2 separate regions of the Homo sapiens genome follow, and region 2 is linked to region 1. Evidence: chromatin contacts called from ENCODE Hi-C data. All regions are on one chromosome and are shown on one strand. Each heading gives the region's core, a stretch centred on a gene start or an enhancer-like site at or near the end of the contact. The rest is flanking DNA. Distances are from core to core; before and after follow the strand shown.

Evidence for each region. A loop is a pair of places that touch in the nucleus more often than their neighbours do. Pooled maps may share reads with other maps.
Region 2: a pooled map shows a loop between it and region 1 (2.2-fold over the local background). The contact joins two enhancer-like sites. A Hi-C loop is called at or near these places in 1 of 168 maps with a recorded cell type or tissue (mammary epithelial cell), 5 of 37 single-sample maps with no recorded cell type and 3 of 50 pooled maps.

Annotation. Positions count from the first base shown.
Region 1 is chr2:197,208,843-197,215,194 of GRCh38, forward strand. The region is part of intron 1 of ANKRD44 (ankyrin repeat domain 44); the gene reads right to left. Among named protein-coding and RNA genes, the nearest start is that of ANKRD44-AS1, 14 kb to the left of the region's middle. RefSeq lists an enhancer at 3,950-4,189. Within about 2 kb of position 3,954, at least 9 of the 41 ENCODE cell types and tissues checked have a DNase peak (open chromatin) inside an H3K27ac peak, as active enhancers do.
Region 2 is chr2:197,595,947-197,602,317 of GRCh38, forward strand. RFTN2 (raftlin family member 2) reads right to left here. Exons shown (of 9, transcript NM_144629.3): 8 at 45-123. Among named protein-coding and RNA genes, the nearest start is that of RFTN2, 76 kb to the right of the region's middle. Within about 2 kb of position 3,808, at least 2 of the 41 ENCODE cell types and tissues checked have a DNase peak (open chromatin) inside an H3K27ac peak, as active enhancers do.

The DNA of each region.
Region 1 (6,352 bases), core at 2,704-5,203:
TTTAATGCTTTCACATGGGTTCTAATGGTAAGCTTGGAGAAGAATAACCTGAAATCCCATGTAAGTGCCCCATTTTCTCCAGGCTATTTGTCTGCCTCTCTCAGAACATAGTGTGATTCATCCATTAGGCTATCTGGAAAATAGGCATTTAGAATAAAGGCAAAGGGGATATAACAGGCAAGACTATTAGAGGTAGCTCTAAGCTTTGCTTTGTGCCGCTCAAGTGATTCATGAATGCAATTCATTTCCTTGCCTACAGTTCACATTCTCATGGCTGTTCAGAGATGAAAAGACAAGACGTTCTGAGTAGTTTCTTCGAATAGACCAAATCCTGATGCTGTTTATGAGCCTTGAGATAAAAAAACTCTGACTTCATAGCAACTCTTAATTATGTGAATGTACACCAAGAATAGGATAAATATAAAATCTATAGATAATCATGAAAAACAAGTTTTAGTTGGCATCCTGCTTCAGCCCTGCTAAATCATTTACCAGAGTAAACCTGGCTTGAAAACACTTTCAATTCCCCAACTGCTCTCAAGTGGGAGTGCAAATGAACAGAGAAATGGTGGGATGGGAGTCGGAGAAAGGCCTGACAAATATGTAGTCAGAGCTGCCACATCCATTCCTGTGCCTTTAGCAGACATCACTAATCAAGCATGATACTCTTTTCCATCTTGAATAAGCACAACCTTAGACTCTTCCTCAGCACTCAAGCAGTCCAGGCAATCATTACCAGTCAATAACAGCTGGCCCATTTGCCGTTCCAGTTTAGGAGAAATCTGGATGATCCACCAGTTATGTCATCAGTTAACTTTTAATTTCATCAAGAATTAAACATTGGTTGATTGGTCTTTCATTTAACTACTTCATTTTCCTCTAAGAACTAGGATAGTTTATGGAAATTGTCATGAAAAGCTAAAGCACATTGCTTCTAAGTTCTCTAAGATGGACAGATAAGCATGCTGTATCAGCACACAGCACAAGATTGTCTTGTGAGTCAGGGGAGCAAAGAATCAGATGAGGGTTTAGCCTAACAGGGAGTGAAGATATGACTGCGGCTAGAAGTTGAGGGCTGCTGGGGACTGGGTACTTGGAGACCTCACTTGGGGGAATATGGGCAAAGCCAGGAACCGCACAGAGACCACAGGAATCCACTCCTACTACCTAAGAGACGTCTTACAGAAATTCCTTTGAGTTAAAGTTTCCCCTGTTGAAATCACCTCTGAGTGAGTGAGGAGACTATCTTTCAGTCACACCTTAGTGGAGAATGTTTACTTAGGTTGTTTTTTCTTGACTCCTAAAAAAAGAACAGCAGCAAGAGGAAGTTGGGTGTTTCGAATGGAGACAAAGAAAGAAAACAAATGTGATTTGAGGCCTCCTAAGAAGGACTGTCTTGAATCCAATGCTGGGCTTGAGATGTGTTGAGAAGCACTTATTGAGCTACTACTGTATGGCAAGCACTTTTCATACATTATATTGCTTCCTCTTCACCCCTAACAGTGAGTTACGATTAACATCTTCCGTTTACAGATGAGAAAACCAAGGCTCAGTAATGTAAGTAACCTGACTGATGTTATAAAGCTAGTGAGGGGCTGAGGTCCCATCCAGACCAAGATTTCTCTGACGCCAAAGCTTGTTCTGTTCCCATTACACTGAGCTGGTTCCTCTGGGAAAGCATCAAAGACACACTTGGTACACTCAGAAATAAATGTTCCTTAAGGCCAATGCCTATCTGACTCTAACACCTTCTTCCAGAGATTAGGAAGGAAGCAAATTGTCCTCATGCAAGGCAGGCCTTAAGAGAGAAGGATCACCCCCACCTGTTGGAACATCTTGTCTTGGAGAGATTAGGGGGCCACGGGTTGTGGACTGGAATGGCATGTGTCATCCTCCTTCGGCTCAGATATCATTCCTCCCTTATGGAGAGAGGCAGCTTCAAAGGGGGTCAGAAACAGAAACTGAGCACAGTGAATGAGAGGCTGGAGAGGCAAATGTCCTCCTGCCACCTTTGATGGGGCAGAGGCATCCATGTGGGGCAGGATGTGCTCTGTTTGGTGGTATTGGAGAGGGGGTGTCTAGAAGCTAGTCCTGTCCTGCTCCATCAGTGGGGTTTACCTGGGGATCACACACTCCCTCATAGTATGTAGACGCCACTGTGCACCTGCATGCCGAGAAAAGGCAGCGGGCCAGGAGGACCCCCTGCCTCTTCTCTAATCATATCCCACCCACCCCTATGCCATGACCTAGGCTGCAGCTGCTCTCTAAGGACTCCTTGGTCCTGCACCCTCAATATTCTGGGAGATCACAGGAGTTGCCCTTTGGGCAGATCCAAGGACACCCAGGAGCAGCATCACCAGCACACGTGGGCAGGGAAGGCATAGTTCCTGCCACAGAAGCAGTGACACAGGGAGCAGGATACCTCCAGGGTGAGAGACAACCCAGGGATGTTGTGGGGAAATGGGGAGCAGGAAGAGATGGCAAGTAACACACACTCAGTGTTTTCTGCATATCCCAGTGAATCCTCCAACTATCCCCATTCTGCAGAAAATTTCAATAACTTAGCCAAGGAGCCAGGATCAACCAGGTACTTCCACCAAAGTACCTGTAACAGAAGACAAGAGTGAACGTCTTTCCCTACATGTCTGCCTGAAAAATACGTTTTTAACTTAACATTCACATGAATTTTACAGTCTAGTGCTGCCTTAAGATATCCATGTTCATTTCAATGGAAAAATAATGTCTTTAGTTAACTAACTTAAAAAAATTAACCATCTGTGAAATCACGCTAATCCCATGAGTACATTTCTCAGGGGTACCACCTCGAGGGGCACAAGAATCTTGGGCCAAGTCAGGGCCACACCATCCTGCTGCCCCAGGCACCATGAGATGCTCCTTCTTTTCCCAACTTGGAGGTTCCAGGTGTTCATTAGGAGATGCAGCAGGTTATAAACCATAACTCAGAGAAGAGGAATAGTGGGGGGCAGCAAGCAGGAGACGACGCAGCACAAAGAAGCCCCAAGAAAGGTGATCGACAGATCCAGACCAACAGAGCCAAAGGAACACAAGCACCTCGGGACTCCAATCACTTTGCCCTCCTCAGGTTTGTGACCAACACTCCGGTGATGAAGGGCTAGTAATCAACAGTAAGCTCATGCACGGGAATTCCCTTCACTGAGCCTCTCTCTCTCTCTCAGTCTCTCTCTCTCTCACACACACACACACACACACACCCCACAGCACCACTTTGGGGGAAGGAGAGGAGATATTGCAGAGCTAGAGTTTTGGAACTGGAACAAGGAGGGACTTTCTGGTGGATCAAAGTATGCTAGAGATCAGGCAGTACTAGAGCCAAGAGTTTGCAACCAGGCAGATAGGGATCCAGTGGGAGCACACTGGCACCAAACACGAAAGTCATCTGGCCTCTGAAACTGGCTTTTATGAGCCAGTAAGTGTGTGAGCTTAGATCATGGATAATTTTCAAAGAAACCACTTGTATCACACAGTCCCTATTCGAGAACCCAAAATGCTTCTGCACTAAATATTTGAACCCCTATGTATTTAATGGTTATCTAGTCAGTCCATTGTTGCCTAGACAAAGGCAAATTCTCAGGAATCTACCAAGACCATAAGTTTTAGAAGGGCAGGGATTCGGTCACTGTGGTCACCACTATATCCCTAACTGCTAGCACATAGTAGGCCCTCAATAAATCTCTGCTCATGATTCATTCACATTCATTCAAAATAACACATTTGTTCACCCTGCCTCTTCCACTCTCCTTTTATAGGGAGTATTAACCAAAAAGGTTATTGCAGGCTCTCACAGAAGAACTTCTACATGAGTAAAAATTCTGCATCACAGCAACTGCAGTGGTGTCATGTCAGACATGTTTTTGCTCAAAAGAATTCAGTTAACACCCACAAGGAAGGGAGGTGGACACGTACACACACAAACACACACTTCAATCAGGAACTCGGTGATCACATGCCCACGGTGAGAGAGAAAAAAGGAAACACGACCCCACAGCTTCCTCTGCATCTCATTCCAGAAAGCTTTTCACAGTGTGAACATCTCACAGAGCTGACTGGGATTCTAGTGTTTAAAGAAACATATTTTTCATACAAGTTGGCCCCTAAATGCAAGCCAACTTCTTATCTGGTGCTCAAAGAAACAGCAATGCGGCTCCAACTCTGCAGGCCAAAGTGGCTGTGTTGGCCTCCACAAGGGATAGTATACAGGCCTCCATGGTGGCACCTTCCAAAGAGATTTTCAAGAGTAATTTTGACTCTACAAGACTTCTACCTCACACATATAGGGGCTTAGCCACCCAGCGAGCTATGACCCCTCTAACACAGTCTGGTATATCACCCAAACAAGGTTAGCCTGAAGGAAGGAGAAGTTCTCAAAGGAGAGCATTATACATCTTGTTACACAAGCGGTCTATAAAGTAAGTCTGTTTAATGTAGACAATGTTATTTTTGGCATATCATCTTCCAACCAGTTTTCTGGTTTTCAAAATAATATCTACGAGGTGATTACTCCAGAGAGCCCACTTGGAATTTTTCTGATTTTTTTTCTAATTTATTTCAGCACATGTTATTTCAAGATCTCTATGAAACATATTAAACACATTTAACCTTACCTAAAATAAAACCAACTCATTAGATGATATAAAAAACATCTCATTAGCAAAGCACTGATAAATATTTTCTCTCTTCCAGCTAAGCATTGCTCATTATACACTTGAGCACTGTGCAGTCTTATCATGCCACAATTATCAGCCTCATACGCTGAGCCTAAGCATAAAACTATTATTGAGCAAATAATGGAATTGGACCTGTACACTGCTAAGCTCCTGTAGACTGGCTCATACAATCTGGCCGATTTATATAGCCAGTTTGAACCAACTGCACGTTTTCATAAACAGGCAATTCTCACACTTTTAATGATCTGATTTATTAGACCTTCTAAGTAAACAAGCTTAGAACTCTTTCTCTTTTTAAAAAGGTACATACAGCAACTTTAAGATATTATATGTGTATGTATCTTGGCAATACTACAGCACCTTTAAGAGGGTATATGTATCTTTGGGAAGATAGACTGTTTTCTAAAGCATAGTCTAGGTTTCTCTAATGCTATGTGAATTTTAGAATCACTTTAAGGCAATCAAGTCACTTTGGAGACAAAGAAAGAATAAGATGAAGGTAGCAACTGAAAAGCAACCTCAGATAAGCTATAGCTATTTTCATATTCTTTACCCCCATAATTTTTGTGGGAAATTACTATAAGGAAATGATCAGAGATGAGCACAAAGATTTATGTTCAGGGTGTATATTAGGGTGTTGGTTATTATAGAAAAAAAACCAAAAGCTTCTTAATTGTCCAATCTCAGGGACATAATAAAATATGGCACATCAAAATGATGGGATATTATGCAGCTATTAAAAATGTCATTTCAAATAATTTTTAAAGACTTGGAGAAATATTTATCATATAGCATTAAGTGACAATTTAAAAAAAACAGTAAACAAAACTATATCCAAGGCCTAGCCTAGTGTCTGGCACCTGGCAAACATGCAAAAAGAATTTTGTTGCATTAAGTAACATATACAATGAGATAGCAAGTCTATATTTTAAGTAAATATGTACATACATACATAAAGAGGAAGAGTAAGAGAAAAAAGACCAAGTCAGTAGTATTTATGTCTTAGTGATTAGATTACAAGTTATTTTCTCCTTTTTTCTTTTGCTCATCTGTATATACCACATCTTACAGTTAATACCTATCACTGATATAGTTGGGAAAGAAAAGAAATGCTATAAAAACTAAATGTGAAAACACACATTTACATGAAATTGCATTTTAAATGGAATTTTAAAAGAGTAATTAGAACACAGAAGCCTGCCAATCCCAGCAGCAACAACAGAAGCAAAGTCTTGAATTGGAAGGTCACATATGCCTGTTCCCAAATAGATGCTCCAAGGCAGGCCAAACTGGAATTCTGGGACTAGAAGAACAGCTGGATTTTTTTGTTTTTGTTTTGTTTTTTTTGAGACAGAGTCTCACTCTGTCACCCAGGCTAGAATGCAGTGGCACAATTTCCACTCACTACAACCTCTGCCTCCAGGGTTCAAGTGATTCTCATGCCTCAGCCTCCCGAGTAGCTGGGATTATACGCACACCACCATACCTGGCTAGTATTTGTATTTTTAGTAGAGACAGGGTTTTGCCATGTTGGCCAGGCTGGTCTCGAACTCCTGGCCTCACATGATCCTCCCGGCTCAGCCTCCCAAAGTGCTGGGATTACAGGAGTCAGCCACCATGCCAGGCCAGAACAGCTGTATTTTTAA
Region 2 (6,371 bases), core at 2,558-5,057, 390 kb after region 1:
GCTTCAATATAACATTCAGTTAATAAAGCATCAATTTTACTCACATCTGGTGTTTGAGCAGCTGAATTCCACATAACTGGCCTCTGAAGGAATACGATCTGCTTTGTAGCCAAATTCCCTTCACTGCAAATTAAAACAATAGTATTAGTATTTGTGAGTTAGTAATTCTCTATATTTCATAATTGGCTAGAACATTCCATATGTAGTTTTGTAAAATAATCTTCTGACCAAAAATAATTATAAAATATAAATCTTTTTTTTCTTCCAGTGATGGAAAGAATGTAAAATATAATTCTATAAAAACCACATCTGGAAAAACAGGAAAAACCCCTAAAAACTGAATATGGTCACTATAAAAGGAAATAATTTTAATGTTTAAAGACACTTGTAATCTCACCAAGCTAACATCAATATTTTCATTTCTTTGTTTCCCCTCTTAGTCTTTATCAGCTTGTGTAATTTGCATGTCTGTGATCACTGCACATTTATATTTTGTTTCTATGCCCTTCACTGAATGCTCTTTTCCTTGTTTGTACACTGTAATCCTATTTTTAATGGTTGCATAATAACTCAAAGAATTAAGATACCAAAATGTACTAAGCCTTTCTTTTATTATTGGAAAATAAGGTTGCTTCCAGTTTCTTGCCAGTTATAAATATATGATGCTATTATAAAAAATATGTATCATATTCCTCTTATGAATTATTTTCTTGAAATGAATACTTAGGAGTGGGATTATTAGGTCAAATCTTATGATTTAAGCTTCTTGGTATGCATTGTCAAACTTGCCTTATAAACAGAAGAGACTAATTTAGGCTGCCACATGTGAGAAAATTTACATCCATTTTCAATTGAGGGACTTCAACTATAGCTAGATTTATTTTCAGATGCTTCTTTGTAGTCAGCTACTCAGTATTCTCCTTATTTAACTATCATCATGGCAAATTACCCCTTGCCAAAGACTGCTTGGGGTTTGTATTCCTCTGAAATGCTTTTCACAGAGTCTCCATGGATTTATGGGGAGGAGTGTCTGTAGCTAATGTTGCTCAGTTACGACTTTTATTATGCAAAAAACCCCAACAAAACCTTACTATTAGCTGCATTTTATGCTGAGCCCTTTTTCTGGAAAATGAATGCAACACTGAAACTCTGGCTTTAGAGTTATATGTCAACTGCATACCATTTGAAAATCCCAGCCTTACTGATACCACTGAATTTTGAGAAATATCAAATCTTCCTCAAAGTGATAACAGGAGACTGCTTCTTTTTTATTTTTGAAAGGCTGTTTCTAGTCTAATCTCATTCCATTTTGACCTTATCTTTGATTGGAACAAAAAACTTTTATAAAATATGTAGTAACTTTGGGAACAAATCATCATGAGGCTTTGGTACACGGGCGGGATTAGCATGTGTACAGAAAAAGCTGGTCACATGTTTTGGGAGCATGAAGTGTGCTGGAAAAAGCCATGGCTTTGGAACCAGACAGTTCCTGGGTTCAAATCCAAACTCTGTCATAGTACCTAATAGCTGACGCCTTTAATCATTTAATCCGTAAATTGTGTTTTCTTTTTCTTTCTTTCTTTTTTTTTTGAGATGGAGTTTTGCTTTTGTTGCCCAGGCTGAAGTGCAGTGGCGTGATCTCGGCTCACCGCAACGTCACCTCCTGGGTTCAAGTGATTCTCCTCCCTCAGCCTTCCGAGTAGCTGGGATCACAGGCATGTACCACCACACTGGTCTAATTTTGTATTTTTAGCAAAGACGGGGTTTCTCCATGTTGGTCAGGCTGGTCTCAAACTCCCGACCTCAGGTGATCCGCCTGCCTTGGCCTCCCAAAGTGCTGGGATTACAGGTGTGAGCCACTGCGCCCAGCCTCTCTGATTTTTTTCTATCAGGGACCTCAATAAGTGATAAGTGAAGAATAAGAGTGCATGAAGAGCCTCCCATTGTGCTTGCCACAAGAAGGAACACAACAACTGTGATTTCCTTCCACTTTTCCATTCATTTAGTGAAATATAGGGTGCAGTTAAGGGAAGGGGAGAAAAGTTTCAGAATCAAGAATATCTTCCAGAGAGCAAATTCAAGGGACAGCAGGACATGGTGGTTCATGCCTGTAATCCTAGCACTTTGTGAAGCTGATGGAGGAGGATCCCTTGAGCCCAGGAGTTTGAGACTAGTCTGGGAAACATACTGAGACTCTTGTATCTACAAAATCATTAAAAGAAAATTATCCAAGTGTGGTGGTACATGCCTGTGGTCCCAGCTACTCGGGAGGCTGAGGTAGGAGGATCACTTGAGCCCAGAGGTTGAGGGTGCAGTGAGCTATTGATCACGCCACTGAACTCTACCATGGGTGACAGAAAGAGAACCTATCTTAAAAGAAAGAAAAGTAAAGAAAAAAGAAAAACAAATTCAAGGGACAGGGTACGTGGGAATGCAGAAGAGACCTTCTGGGTAATGTTCCAGGTGTGTGATCCAGGTGGAGAATTACATGAAAGAACCAGGTCTGGAACGATCCGAAGATGGGAAGCAGGGATCAGGGTAGAATTATTCTTCTTGAAGAGAAAGCAGGAACGCATTGGGGTAGGGATTGTTGGAGACCTTACAGGGAGTTCTTTCACACTAACTGTGGATGGGGCAATTCTGAATGCACTAAGATCTGATGTTTGACCTACGGCAGGCTTTACAAACTTTACCGTGCATTCCAAACATTGAGGTGCCTGTTGATTCCAGGGTCCACTCCAGTCTTTTGGAATCTCCATTTCACCAGGCTGCCCAGGTGGCCCTGATGCACAGTAAATTTGGGAACCATCACCAGAAGAGACAGACTTGGAAGTGTGGACTTCTCAGGCCTTGGGGATTACTTGGTGATACTTGCTACTATCAAAGGCATTCACTGTTTTCCTTGAATAATAAAACCCACCAACAGTTCCTGTTGGTATGGAGTGTGGAAACAAAAAGGGCTTATTTTCTGGAAGCATCCTTGATGTCTATTTTACCATATTCTTCTTCTTCTTTTTTTTTTTTTGACGGAGTCTCGCTCTGTCGCCCAGGCTGGAGTGCAGTGGCACGACCTCGGCTCACTGCAAGCTCCGCCTCCCGGGTTCACGCCATTTTCCTACCTCAGCCTCCCGAGTAGCTGGGACTACAGGCACCCACCACCATGCCCGGCTCATTTTTTGTATTTTTAGTAGAGACAGGGTTTCACCGTGGACTCGATCTCCTGACCTTGTGATCCGCCCACCTCGGCCTCCCAAAGTGCTGGGATTACAAGCGTGAGCCACCGCGCCCAGCCTTACCATATTCTTCTAATGTGACTTGTGTCCTTAAATGTTTTGGACAATTTTAGCTGGATAGGCTGCCTAGAGCCATGCTGAGGACACATATTTTTCACCATCTTTAGTTTACCAATTTATTCCTGACCTGACTTGTCTAAAATATAAACGAATTTGGAATGTGGGCGAGGAGTTACTTACTCCCTCTGCAGTGTGACACAATTTCTGGCAGCAACCCCAAATTATGAAAGAGTATCTCTACCAGCGGATCCCGAGGCAGTGTGAGAAGGAGAAAGAGGAAGGAGGTGGCTTATCAAAGGCTCGGTGGGTTGGAGGTGGAGGTAGGTGGGTTAGGGGTGTATGTCAAGGAAAAAAGTCCTCAGATGGTGTGAAGTACACTGCTCGATCCTGGGTTGAGAATCATTGCCTGTATGTTTGAAATAGGATTCTCTCTGCCAGCGTTCTACTTGATATTTAACACAGTATGCAGAGAGGTGAAACATGTGGCACAGGGGAGGGCGAACCCTCCACAGCTACTTCAGTGAGGCAAGAGCACTGTCAAACCTATCCCTCCTGTGGTGTGAAGGGGAATTGCCTCTGAAAGGGCAGAAGCTTTTTAAGCACGAGCTTGATTTTATTTTATATTTTATTTTTTTTGAGGCGGAGTCTCCACTCTGTTGCCCAGGCTGGAGTGCAGTGGTATGATCTGGGCTCACTGCAACCTCTGCCTTTCGGGTTCAAGGGATTCTCCTGCCTCATCGTCCCAAGTAGCTGGGATTACAGGCACACACCACCACATCTGGCTTTTTTTTGTATTTTTAGTAGAGATGGGGTTTCACCATGCTGGCCAGGCTGGTCTTGAACTCCTGATATCAGGTGATCCACCTGCCTCGGCCTCCCAAAGTGCCAGGATTACAGGCATGAGCCACCTCGCCTGGCCTAAGCACGAGCTTTAAAACTGTTCGGTTGAAACTGACGAGTAATGCCTTCCAGTGGCCCTATGGGGAGTGCTGTTTGGGGAGTCTAATGAGATAAAACAGCAAACATGGAGATGGTTTGTCAAAGGCTGACAACTTTAGACAGCATCCAGATGCTCAAATAAGACTTTGGAAGGTCAGCATCTGCCTACCTCTTGGGGACGTCCTCATAGTCAGATCCTTAATTTGAGATATGTCGGAAACTTCTATGTCCCTGGTTTTCTGAGGGCCATTTTGATTTAAAATAGGTCCTGCTACTTTCAGACCAGCTGTGAGACCATGTGGAACTTGTTTTGGTTTCGAGGCTCTAATCACGGTAGACCTAAGGGAAAGAGGTCTGAAGCCTTATAGAGGGACGCCTATTTGGTAAAGCAAGTAAGTCCCTTATGGTTCTCAGTGGTTCCTGAGATAATTCTATTTACAGAATTGGGATAGAATATTTTTCCCTTAGCAAACTGGTGGTCATTATGGCACCTGAGAGGATGTTTCAAATGCCCTGGATGGTTTCAGAGGACAGAGCCCACATCTCTTATTCCCTACAAAAAGGTTCATCCAAAAGGTGCTGTTAGTTAAGTAAGTGACTTAGTATCTTCCTGAGAGGGATTTAAGAATCTTCTGGTTCTGTTTTAGACTTTAATGGACAGTCATGCTTTGATGTATTAGAAAACAAAGGCAACTTTGGAAAATATGCTTGATTTAGAGATAGTAATTTAAATTCTGAAAAAGTTCTAGTACAAACTGTTTTGGTGACAAGTATAGAGAACAGTCTACAGAGAAGTGATGAGAACATTGACTAGTCCCTTCATCTCTGAGGGCAGCAGATGATCCCTGGTGCTGTGGTCAGCACGAGGGCACAGGCTGCATGAAGGACAGGTCAGCCAGGGCAGGCTGAGTTCTCTGCAGGCAGAAGTGGTTGAACATTGTCAATGAGATAGTAGATGTAAAGTTCCTACACCCTGGATATGGACCCTGGAGCATAGGAGATGCTCAGAAATGTTTCCTTTTCTCTTCCCTGCCTTCTTCTATGCATTTCATAAGAAAGCACAAAGAAGATTCTATGTGAATGTCATTTGAGGGAGAGGGATTTGCTGTGACAACAGCATGACTATCAAGAAGATTGGGTCTTCCCACTAACAGAAGATCTCTTGGACTAAACTAATAAAAACAACTTTGACTCCTGTAGTGCTCTCAGCGTTCCAAGTCCTTTCTGTGTACATTAACATGCTTGTTTCTTATGATAATCCTTTAAGGTGTGCAGAGCAGACATTTTCTCTATTTTATGGATAGGGAAATTGAGACTCAGCTTTTAAGACCTTTGTCTTGGGTCTCCTCTAGTTCCCACTCTTTCTACAATACTGCATTAGCTCTACAAGCAAATGTAGAGTGACTACATTTGCTTGTAGAGCTCACTGAAGCCCTGACTACAGGAAGATGTGGGTTAGTTTAATTCTATTCTGACTAGAAAACTTTATAATTAGTGGATAAGTCTAAGCTTATTTTACCAAATTCCAGATTTTTATTTAGCATCCTAAATTAAGCATTCCACCTTATAATGTTCAGAAGTTATAGTGGAGAATAATGAAGAAAATAAACACAAATGTTCATTTTTCTTGGGCCAATTAGACTACTTAAGCAAACCACACAGGTCCTGATGTTAGTGTGGCAAACGGAAGAAGAGACAGGAGCAAGTTCATGATCCGTGGTATTAAAGTGTGACATAAAAGATTAATCATTGAAAGCTTTGCCTTAAAATTCCCCCAAATGAATTCAGTTTTGTTCAACAGTGACTAGTACTAGTTGTAAAAACAAACAAGCAACAAAAATGAAACTAAAAAAAAGTTCTATTTATAGTTTGACACTATCTTTTTTTTATTATTATTATTATTTTGAGATGGAGTCTTGCTCTGTCACCCAGGCTGGAGTGCAGTGGCGTGATCTTGGCTCACCGCAACCCCCACCTTGTGGGTTCAAGTGATTCTCCTGCCTCAGCCTCCCAAGTAGCTGGGACTACAGGCGTGCGCCATTATGCCTGGCTAATTTTTTTTTTGTGTTTTTAGTAGAGACAGGGTTTCACTGTGTTGGCCAGGCTGGTCTCAAACTCCTTACCTCAGGTGATCTGTCT